2 separate regions of the Homo sapiens genome follow, and region 1 is linked to region 2. A link is an interaction called in ENCODE POLR2A ChIA-PET data of the cell type or tissue named here. Cell type or tissue: HCT116. All regions are shown on one strand. Links, peaks and the distances in the headings refer to the core of each region. The heading gives the core; the rest is flanking DNA.

What was found. Peaks named below come from ENCODE experiments on the same cell type or tissue, not always from the same donor. Only the 100,000 strongest peaks of a DNase experiment are listed, where the experiment ranks them.
Region 1: POLR2A ChIA-PET joins it to region 2 with 5 read pairs; 2 of 35 experiments call an interaction of 5 or more read pairs at or near these places.

Annotation. Positions count from the first base shown.
Region 1 is chr3:65,936,551-65,941,936 of GRCh38, forward strand. All of the region lies in intron 1 of MAGI1 (membrane associated guanylate kinase, WW and PDZ domain containing 1), which reads right to left. The region is part of intron 1 of MAGI1-IT1 (MAGI1 intronic transcript 1); the gene reads right to left. Among named protein-coding and RNA genes, the nearest start is that of MAGI1-IT1, 15 kb to the right of the region's middle. In HCT116, for the core only: no CTCF peak of the experiment used is centred there; no DNase peak of the experiment used is centred there; H3K27ac peaks cover 3,994 bases.
Region 2 is chr3:66,098,410-66,103,795 of GRCh38, forward strand. No RefSeq gene overlaps it. Among named protein-coding and RNA genes, the nearest start is that of MAGI1, 62 kb to the left of the region's middle. In HCT116, for the core only: no CTCF peak of the experiment used is centred there; no DNase peak of the experiment used is centred there.

The DNA of each region.
Region 1 (5,386 bases), core at 119-5,118, 160 kb before region 2:
CACCACTGCACTCCAGCCTGGGTGACAGAGACTCCCTCTCAAAAAAAAAAAAAAATCTTATGTAGATATATATATATTATATTTCATCAGGAAGGTGGGTACATTTTAATATGTTAGTTATAGAAGAGGGCAATCTCCAAAGTACCTTACACCTTCAAAGTCTCGTGCGGGGTGTGTGTGTATCTGTGTGGTGTGTGTGTAGACAGGGTCTCACTCTGCCATCGAGGCTGGAGTACAGTAGCACAATCACAGCTCACTGCAATTTCAAACTCCTGGACTCAAGCAATCCTCCCACCTCAGCCTCCTGAGTAGCTGGGGCTACAGGTGTGCGCCACTGAGCTCAGGTTCAAAGTTGTTGTTGTTGTTGTTGGTGGTGGTGGTGGTGATGGTGGTGGTGATGGTGATGGTGGTGGTGGTGGTGATGGTGGTGGTGGTGGTGATGGTGGTGGTGGTGGTTGTTTTAATCTCTACCTAATTTTCTCCACAGACAGTATCTCCTCCTGATGATTAACAATTTTGTATAGCTTACCAAGAGCAAACCCTACACCACACCCACTGTCCCAGGAAGAGAATCTCATCAGGGAAATAAACTAGCAATAGACAAGGAGGCCTATGTTCTGAAATCTGAATTCCAATAGCAAGTTATTACTGTTTGAGATTTTGAAGAGCTGTCAAAAGAATGGCAGCCTGACAAACACCTTGAAAACTCTTGCAGCCTATTTGCAGACCTCAGCCAGCCCCACCCTGACACTTCTCCCTTGCCCTTTTGCCTCAGATTTCCAACGCTTGCTAGCTTTGTCTGTTTTGAATGGCCGTGCTCAGTGTTCAGCTACGGAAATCCTCTCCTTCCCCAGCTGGCTCACCAGGAAATTGTTTAGAAGTCAGGTTTTTCCTGGAGGTGGCCCACAGGCCCACAGAGAAAGAGAGAGGTTGTGTCAGGGGCTGAGAGCACTCCCCTGGTGAAGCAATTTGTGGATGATGGTCTGACCACAGGCACCGGCAGCCTCTGCGGTGTGAAGCCATCAGGGTGCATGTGTGTTTGCTAGGTGGCTTGCTTTGGATAAGCACAAGCACAACTGGCTATGCCTAACCTGCTAAATAGAATTTTTAAGCCACTTCTTTTATTTTGTGGGTTTTTTGGGGTTTTTTTAGTTACAACTTAATTAACTTCTGACAAGCAGAAGAGCCACTGCAGACAGTAAGGTTTGACACCAAAAAAAGGGAAAGAGATAAGTAATGAAACTACACCAAAATTAAGTAAGATTTTGCCTAAGGGACATTGTTCTGTTAGATGATTACTCCAGCCCAAATAAGAATTAATCAGGCTATCATTCCGTTTGTTGGAAAATAAAATATGGCATTTATTTTTTTAATGTACTTTTATAAAAAAAGAAAAAGAGACATTATCAGAATCAAGAGAATACGGATCAAGCAATACTCTATTAGGAAATAAATGGCTGACCAGATAACTTGACCTTAAAAAGTATATTCCATATTATGGGTCAATATGATCACTCTTCCTATCAAATCCAAGTGCATACAAGGAAGACAGACTTCAAGCTACCAAGAACATTCTTCAATTACCTAAGCTACAAATAAAAATAGAGCTTCCATGAGAAATAAAGAATTAGGTCAGTGGATAGGAACAGTTTCTTTCCATTTAAGTTAACTAAAATGTTACTTGGGGAAACAATTTTGAAATGTGCTTTAATGTAAATGTTATATTAAATTAATATGAATATTATAATATATTAACATAATTATACTAAATAAATTAATATAAATATATTAAATGAACTAATATAAATATTATATTAAATATATTAACTTAATATAAATAAAGGTCTTTAAGGACCTTTAACAACAAGCTCTGTTCTCACTTATCTGTTCAAGGTGATTCGAGTACTATTAATATTTGCAGGCTGGAGATGGACAAGATGACCAACCTCTGAATGTCCCCTCCATCTTATAAGGACATTGTTAAAAATGACAACCTCCCTACTCGCCAAGAGACTTGACACTTCTTCCTTTTCCGCACTGAGACAGGACAATTTAAAGCCCAGAATAAAATAAATTAAAATAAAGTATCAAGCATGCACCTCTTTGAATGAAGATTTCTCGTAATAAACCTAGGCGGGACATCCTAATTATCTAAGGCCTGAAGATGTTCTTCGGTGTAACAATGACCTAAGATTTATTTATAGTTTTCCTGAGACTCATTAAACATTTCCTGCAATGAGACCACATCACTGAAATCATTTTATTGTGATAGACTGGCAGAGCACAAGGGGAAACAGTCCTCAAAGACAAAAGAACTGGTGGGTGTCTTTGTAGCAGAGGGCAGTGCATATTTTTTTAGTGAGGATGCAACCATTGTAGGTAAACAGCAGGAACTCTCTTCTGATGCTATATCCTGTCCTGTTTAACTCATTAATTTAGGAGACCTCAGCCACTAGAGTAAAACACTAGCACTAGTAATTCGTTTGCGCCCCCATCCCAAAATCAATTTATTAAAATTATATTGCTAAAGAAAAAGAAAAACACATAAACTAGTTTACTTTGAACTAACATGGATTATGCATTAAATGGGCTACTAAGTCATCAATGAAATAAATTCTTTTGAAGTTATTGTGGCCCTACAGTTGTACATGAAGAGTCTTTCTATTTCCCTTTTTTAAAAAAAATGCCTTTTGTATCTCCTGCAGGTTTCCACATTTCTATTCCTATGGGCAGGAAGACTCATACAGCCAAATGTTTAGTCCTCATTATTAAAAAATATACAAACATTTCACCAGCAAGATCATTATTTCATAGTCTTTCATGTTTACACTGTAGGGGGTAAAATCAATAACTCAATGTGAACTCCGCACAAATTACCAACAGCTAAATGTAGATGATGACAGTGGATCTTAAATTACTCATAAACAAACTGAATGAGGAAAAGTATCCCAAAGAAATATTGTCAAATAGCCCTAACGATGGTTCATTTTCTAACTTCAGAAAAAATATTTCAATGGTGAATGTGAAATTATGAGCCCATCTAAGTCATTAAGTAGGAGTGTCATAGGCTATATAAAATACCAGCTCGTACTTCTCCATACTCAGACAGGCCCTCCGATCTTCCCTGGACTGTGTCATCTGCATCTAAAACCCAGTAAGAAAGGAAAGGGAAATCGATTTGGGGAATAAAAGGACATTAGTAGTCATGGTATCAAGTCTCATGAGGGTTTGAGTCTAACAAGGTTTGGGGAGCAAAGCTGACATTCCTCATAGTATTTGAACATTAATAAGCACATTGTGGCCAGCTGATAAATGCTTGTTCATAATATTACTAAGTTTCTGGATTGTTTTACAGTCCCTGGAGATCAAGGAAGAATAAAACAAGAAGGAAGAATCATTAAGTGACTAAAATGAAAAAAATCAAAGAAGAATCTTGAAATATGAGTGTGGCAGAGGCTGCAAGTTGCCTAATTATTTTCATCCCTACCTCTTTAATCCTTAGAAACAGAATTTCTACATCACTGGCAAACATGTGCCAGGAGCTAGGCTAGGCCGCCCTTTAAGAGGGAAAGCAGTGAAGCACTAGAATAACACCCAGGGGAGTGTTCTCCAAACCCTCCTACCTCTTATTCCAAGCAAAGCAGAGAGCGCTTAGGGAAAGCAATACTAGGAATGGCTGCTCAAAGAATTTACTCTGTATGCCACACTCTCACAAGAAATTAGGGGATGTTTTAGTCCGTTCATGTTGCTATAACGAAATATCATAGACTGAGTCACTTATAAATAACAGAAATTTATTTCCCAGAGCTCTGGAGGCTGAAGTCTAAGATCAGGGTTCCAGCACAGTCAGATTCTGCTGAGGACCCTCTTCTGGGATATGGACTGCCATCTTCTCACTGTATCTTCACGTGGCAGAAAAGAAAGTGAGAAAGCTCTCTGGGGTCTGTTTTATAAGAGCACTAATCCCATTCATGAGGGCTCCACCCCTATGATCTAAATACCTCCCAAAGGTTCCAACAGTCCCACTTCCTTACACCATCACATTGAGGGTTATGATTTCAACATATAAATTTTGGGGAGATTCACATTCAGTCTATAACACGGGTCCCATTACTTTTCTACTGAGATTGTTTCCTCAGCTTTAGTATTGGTAACATTCTGAATTTTATGGAACTACTACAAGGAGTAAACAAAATAAATGTAACCAAAGTGCGTATCAGACTGCACAATCCAGAGGCAACCCACAAGGTATTAACCATGATTTAGTTTGTTCATAGCACGTTTCAGTGGAAGATCTCTCAACTCCTCACAAACCCCAAACCTTAAACCATCCCGTCATATTCAATTAGGGAAACTCTAAGAGGTATTACAGTTTTCCTGGCAACTGACACCAGATGTCACCTCTTCCCTCCCCTGCTTCCACCCTCAAAATTTGTAATTTCACATGAAACAGTATTCAAGAAAAAAACTATAAATGGAACCAAGGTACAAAGAATTATAATTATATTGCCCCTGCCGGGCACGGTGGCTCATGCCTGTAATCCCAGCACTTTGGGAGGCTGAGGTGGGCGGATCACCTGAGGTCAGGAGTTCGAGACCAGCCTGGCCAACATGGTGAAACCCCATCTCTACTAAAAACTACAAAAATTAGCTGAGCATGGTAGCAGGTGCCTGTAATCCCAGCTACTTGGGAGGCTGAGGCAGGAGAATAGCTTGAACCCAGGAGGTGGAGGTTGCAGTGAGCCGAGATTGAGCCACTGCACTCCAGCCTAGGTGACACAGCAAGACTCCGTCTCAAAAAAAAAAAAAGAATTATATTGCCCCTAGTTAAAACCAAGACAGTTCACTAATACAAAACGGCATCAGATTGCTCCAAAGTAGGCTTCCTCAGCCTTGGTACTATTGACATTTGGCGCTAGTTATTGCTTCTGTGCACTGTAGGATGTTGAAGCAGTATCCCTGGCCTCTACCCTGTAGATGCAGTAGCACTCTCCCAGTTTTGACAACCAAAAATAAGTCTAGATTGTGAACTGTCCCCTATGGGGACAACATCCCCACCCCCACCTCCCCTTAAGAACCACTGCTATTTGAACACCACTGAAATGAAAACCCCAACTTTAAAGTCTAAAGCTCTTGAGTTTGGCTTCTCTCATAAATGAAGAAAATAACATCCTCAGAAATAAGAACTGTTTCCCAATGGCTTTCAGGCATTAAAGGAAAAGTATTAACTTTCTGTTGTTGTTGTTGCTGCTGTTGTTTGGAACAGGGTCTCACTCTGCTGACCAGGCTGGAGTGCAGTGGTGGAATCTTGGCTCACTGCAGCCTCTGCCTCCCGGGCTCCATTAATCTTCCCACCTCAGCCTCCTGAAGCTGGGACTACAGGCAT
Region 2 (5,386 bases), core at 258-5,257:
AATTGTTACTACTGTACTTTGTAATTTCTGACATTCTACTTTTATGAATCAAACTCTCAATTTCTTCCAGACTTTCATATTTGTTTATTTTGGGAGCTGAAATGTCCTCAGAAGAAAGTAACTGTTTTGGTTATTATTAAGCTAGATGATGAGGGCCAAAACCACAAAATAACAGTGGCTTAGACAAGAGAAGCTGGTGTAGAAAGAATGGTGCCCAGTATCAAAGCCCCTTCCATCTGTGTCTCCTACTTCCATTCCAATGTGTCTGCTCGAGCTCCTCGAGCAGTTAAGCAATCAGAGAGGTCAGGGCAGAAAGGGCAGAAAACGAGAGGCTTCCATAGACAACCAGTGGCTCCCTCAGGCACTCTCCATCACGTAAACCTGTTTTACCTTCTCCACTGACTGCAATCATCTTGTGTTTTTGTTTACTTGTTTATTGTCTATTTCTTCTCAGTAGAACATAAGCATCAGGAGCTCAGGGACTTTGTCTTATTTGCCACTGTTTTCCCCACACCTGATACCATGGCTGGTACTTTGTAGACACACACTCAACAACTTTCCTTCTTTCCTTCCTCCTCTCCCCTCCCCTTCCCTTCCCTTCTCTCTGCTTTTATTTTAGATTCAGGGGGTACAAGTGCCGGTTTGTTACTTGGGTATATGATGTGATCCTGAAGTTTGGGTTATGAATGATCCTGTCACTCAGGTACTAAGCATAGTATCCAACAGTCTTTCAGCCCTTGCCCCTACTCCCTCCCTCCACCAGCCAGTAGTCCCCAGTGTCTATTGTTGCCATCTTTATGTCCATAAGTACCCAATGTTTAGCTCCCACTTACAGGTGAGAACATTCAGTATTTGGTTTTCTGTTTCTGTGACATTCACCGTCTTTAGAATGAATTCCAGAGTAAAATTATTTTGCTTTGACATAATAAAAGGATATCCTTCAAAGTGTTTTGTGCATAGTAGGTCCTCAGTGAAGCCGCCTGGAATGAGCAATTGAACAATGAATATAATACCAGTCAGCTTAGATTAGTGTCAGATAATAATAATAGTTAACAATGATTACGTGCCAAGGAATATGCGAAGTGTTTTACAGGCTTTATCTCATTTATTCCTCCAGCAACCCAAGGACAGTAAGGAGTAATAGTTATCTCACCTTAATGATAAGAAAATTAGATTTCAGGGAAGTTAAATACACTGCCCAAGGTATACCATTGGAAAAAAAACAAAACAACAACAACAACTCAACAGACCCAGGACTTGCACTAGGTATATCAGATTTTAAGGCTGGTGGTCTTAAACAATAGGCAGCCCACAGAGGACACAGCTAAACTATGTGAATCCATGAATCCATTGAGGTGATTTCCGGATTCCTGGACTAATTGCAATAAAAGATGTTTGAGGTGCAATAGACCAGTTTCTAATATGTGTGGCAAAGTAATACAAAGAAGCACTTTGCTAAGAAATTAGTCATTGTCCATTGACTTGGCAGTGAGTCTATCTGAACTTGTTCTATTATCTTGTTATGATTAGTGATAGATCAACTTAAATTAAAGGGAAAGTTAATGAAGTGAAACCCAAAAGTTAGCCAAAGGAGAAAAAAAAGTCTAGTTGATAAAAGCTGGACTTGAGGTTTTTCTTCCAATATTTGAAGTCTCATTTTCTTTTTTAAATAAAAAAGAACTAAGTGTCCAAAATTTTCTTTAATTAGGCATATTTTCCCTCAACTTTTATTTTAATTTCTCGGGTACATGGGCAGGATGTGCGGGTTTGTTACATAGGTAAACATGTGCCATGGTGATTTGCTGCACAGATCAACCCATCACCTAGGTATTAAGCCCAGCATCCATTAGCTATTCTTCCTCATGCTCTCCATCCCCACAGCCCCCTGACAGGCCTCAGTGTGTGTTGTTTCCCCTCATGTGTCCATGTGTTCTCATTGTTCAGCTCCCACTTACAAGTGAGAACATGGGGTATTTCAGTTTCTTTTCCTGCGTTAGTTTGCTGAGGATCATGGCATCCAGCTCTATCCATGTCCTTGCAAAGGACATTATCTTGTTCCTTTTTGTGGTTTTTTAAAAATAGCATGCAGCTAAATGTGACCAGAGTTCAGGTTTTAACAATTACAGCTATAGAAAATAACTCAGAATTCATTTTTTAAAAAATAAAAGTCAAAATCTTCCTGTTTGAGGCAATGTGGGATGCAGGAAACGTTCTGGACTTGGAAGTTAGACACAGCCAGCTTGGCAATGCTTGCTTTGCCAGTTTCTGGCTGGGGGGCCAATGTCTTCTCATTTCCCTGAGACTTGGTTTCCTTATCTTTTAAAAAAAATTAGAATGGTACTATAATTTCCTCTGCTATTAGGTCATGAAGGATCAATGCCACCACACCCGGCTAATTTTGTATGTTTAGTGGAAACAAGGTTTCACCATGTTGGCCAGGCTGGTCTCGAACTCCTGACCTCAAGTGATCTGCCCACCTTGACCTCCCAACATGCTGGGATTACAGACATGAGCCGCTGCATCCAGTTTTCTGGACTTTTATGGAGCCTAGCTCAATGTAAATCACTGAGCTTACTCCTCAACTTTTTTTTTTTTTTGAGATGAAGTCTCACTTTGTCACCCAGGCTGGAGTACAGTGGCGCTATCTCGGCTCACTGCAACCTCTGTCTCCCGGGTTCAAAGATTCTCCTGCCTCAACCTACTGAGTAGCTGGAATTACAGGCACCCACCACAATGCCCAGCTAATTTTTCTATTTTTGGTTGAGACAGGGTTTCACCATGTTGGCCAGGCTGGTCTCCAACTCCTGACCTTAGGTGATCCACCAGCCTTGGCCCCCCAAAGTGCTGGGATTACAGGCATCAGCCATTGCGCCCAGCCTTACTCTTTAACTTTACTTGGCTGAAGTAAATCTGTGTAGGTTTTTATCAACACTTAGAAAAATTCAGGAATAACGTACCTATAGCAAAGTGCATAAATCTTAAGTGTTCAGTGCTCTGCATAATTTAAACATGTACACATGCAGCATGCAGTGGCTCATGCCTATAATCCCAACACTGGGAGGCTGAGGAGGGAGGATTGCTTGAGCTCAAGAGTTTGAGACCACCTGGGCAACATAGAGAGACTTTGTTTCTCCAAAAAAAAAAAAAAAAAAAAAATTAGTTGGGCATAGTGGCATGTACCTGTATTCCCAGCTACTTAGGAGGCTGAGGTGGGAGGATCGCTTGAGCCTGGGAGGTGTAGGCTGCAGGGATCCATAATGGCACCATTGCACTCTAGCCTGGACGACAGAATGAGACTCTGTCTCAAAAAATAAAAATAAAAATATCAGTAAGTAAATAAAGTATACAACCACATACCTCCAACCCAGATCAAGATGGAGAATATTTCCAGCACCGAGGTTTTCTCATACTCTTCCTAATTGGTACTTCCTCCAAGGATAACTAATATTTAAATTTTTTTTAACTTTTCATTTTGAAATAATTTCAGCCTTACAAAAAAATTGCCAAGTAGTATAAAGTATCCCTGCCTACTCTTCACTCACCTTTCCCAAGTCATGAAATACTTATAAAAACCAGGAAATTAACGTCAATAGAATTCTATAGACCTTGTAGACCTTTCACCAATTTTTCCACGAATATCTTTTTTTCTGGTCCAGGATCAATGCCAGGTTCACACATTGTATCCTGTTGTTATGTTTCTTTAGCCTAATGCAATCTGGAACAGTTCCTCTGTCCTTCCTGTCTTTTATGACAGTTTAAGAGGCTGGTCAGTTATTTTATATAATATCCCTCAATTTAAGTTTGTGTGATGTTTCCTCATGATTAAATTCAGGCTATGCATTTTTGGCAATGCTGTGACAGAGATCTTACGCCCTTCTTAGTGCTTACTATCTGGAGGTACATGATGATGTCTCACTGGTAGTGATGTTAGCCTTGATCACATGATAAAGGCGATATCTTCCAGATCTCTCAACTTTAAAGTTATTATTTCTGCCTTTCTAATTAATAAATATCTTGTTGGGAGATATTTTGAAATGATGCAAATATCTTGTTACTCATCATACATTTACCTACTAATTTTAGCACCCATTATTGCTGTTTGCCAAATAGTGGTTCTCTACTTTGATCATTCCTTCTACATTTATGAATTGGAATTCTATTGTAAGAAAGAGGTATCCCTTCTCCCCATTTAATTTTTTTTTTTTTTTTTAAAGACTGAGTCTTGCTTATTGCCCAGGCTGGAGTTCAGTGACGTGATCTCAGCTCACTGCAACCTTTGCCTCCCAGGTTCAAATAATTCTCCTGCCTCAGCCTCCCGAGTAGCTGGGATTACAGGCACCCGCCACCACACCTGGGTAATTTTTGTGTTTTTAGTGGAGACGGGGTTTCACCATGTTGGCCAGGCTGGTGTTGAACCTCAAGTGATCCATCCGCCTCAGCCTCCCAAGGTGCTGGGATTACAGGCGTGAGCACCCGGCCTACTTTTTTTTTTCCGAGGCAGTCTTGCTCTTTCACCCAGGCTGGAGTGCAGTGGCGCGATCTCAGCTCACTGCAACCTTCACCTTCCAGGTTCAAGTGATTCTCGTCCCTCACCCTCCTGAGTAGCTGGGACTACAGGTATGCGCCACCACGCCTGGTTAATTTTTTGTATTTTTAGGATGGGGTTTTGCCATGTTGGTCAGGCTGGTCTTCAGCTCCTGGCCTCAAATGATCTGCTCGCCTTGACATCCTAGAGTGCTGGGATTACAGACGTGACCCACCGCGCCCAGCCCCCATTTACTTCTTTATTCAATTATATACTTAATATTTAAATGTGTTACTTAAATTTTATATACTAAATATAATTTAATAAGTACATTTAAAATTGTTTTATAATTATATATGTTATATATTTATTTACCAACTATTCATTTAGTGTCAGCCTGTACTCACGGTTATTTTCTTTTATTTTTTGTGTTATAACCCATCACTGCCAGTGTTTGTTGCTCACATTGTCCCAGCTTTGGTCATTGGGATTGCCTTCATGCTTGCTCCTGTGTCTACTTTCTGCAACCATAAGATGTTCCAGACTCGTCTTGTGCTTTTCCTGCCCCAGTGCTGGAATCAATCATTTCTTTAAGAAGCTCTTATTCTTTTTAATAATAAAAAACTAGAGATGGGGTCTCGCTACATTGACCAGGCTGGTCTCAAACTTATGGCCTCAAGTGATTCTCCCATCTCGGCCTCCCAAAGTACTGGGATTGCAGGCATGAGCCACTGTGAGCAGCCAAGACACCCTTATTATTTTCACTGGGGAATGGCATAGAGACAGACCTGGGCTCATTGCTTGTGAGGTGTCATTTCTTTTGTTGCTTCTAGGTCCTTTGAGCAGAAAGCACTTGGACAC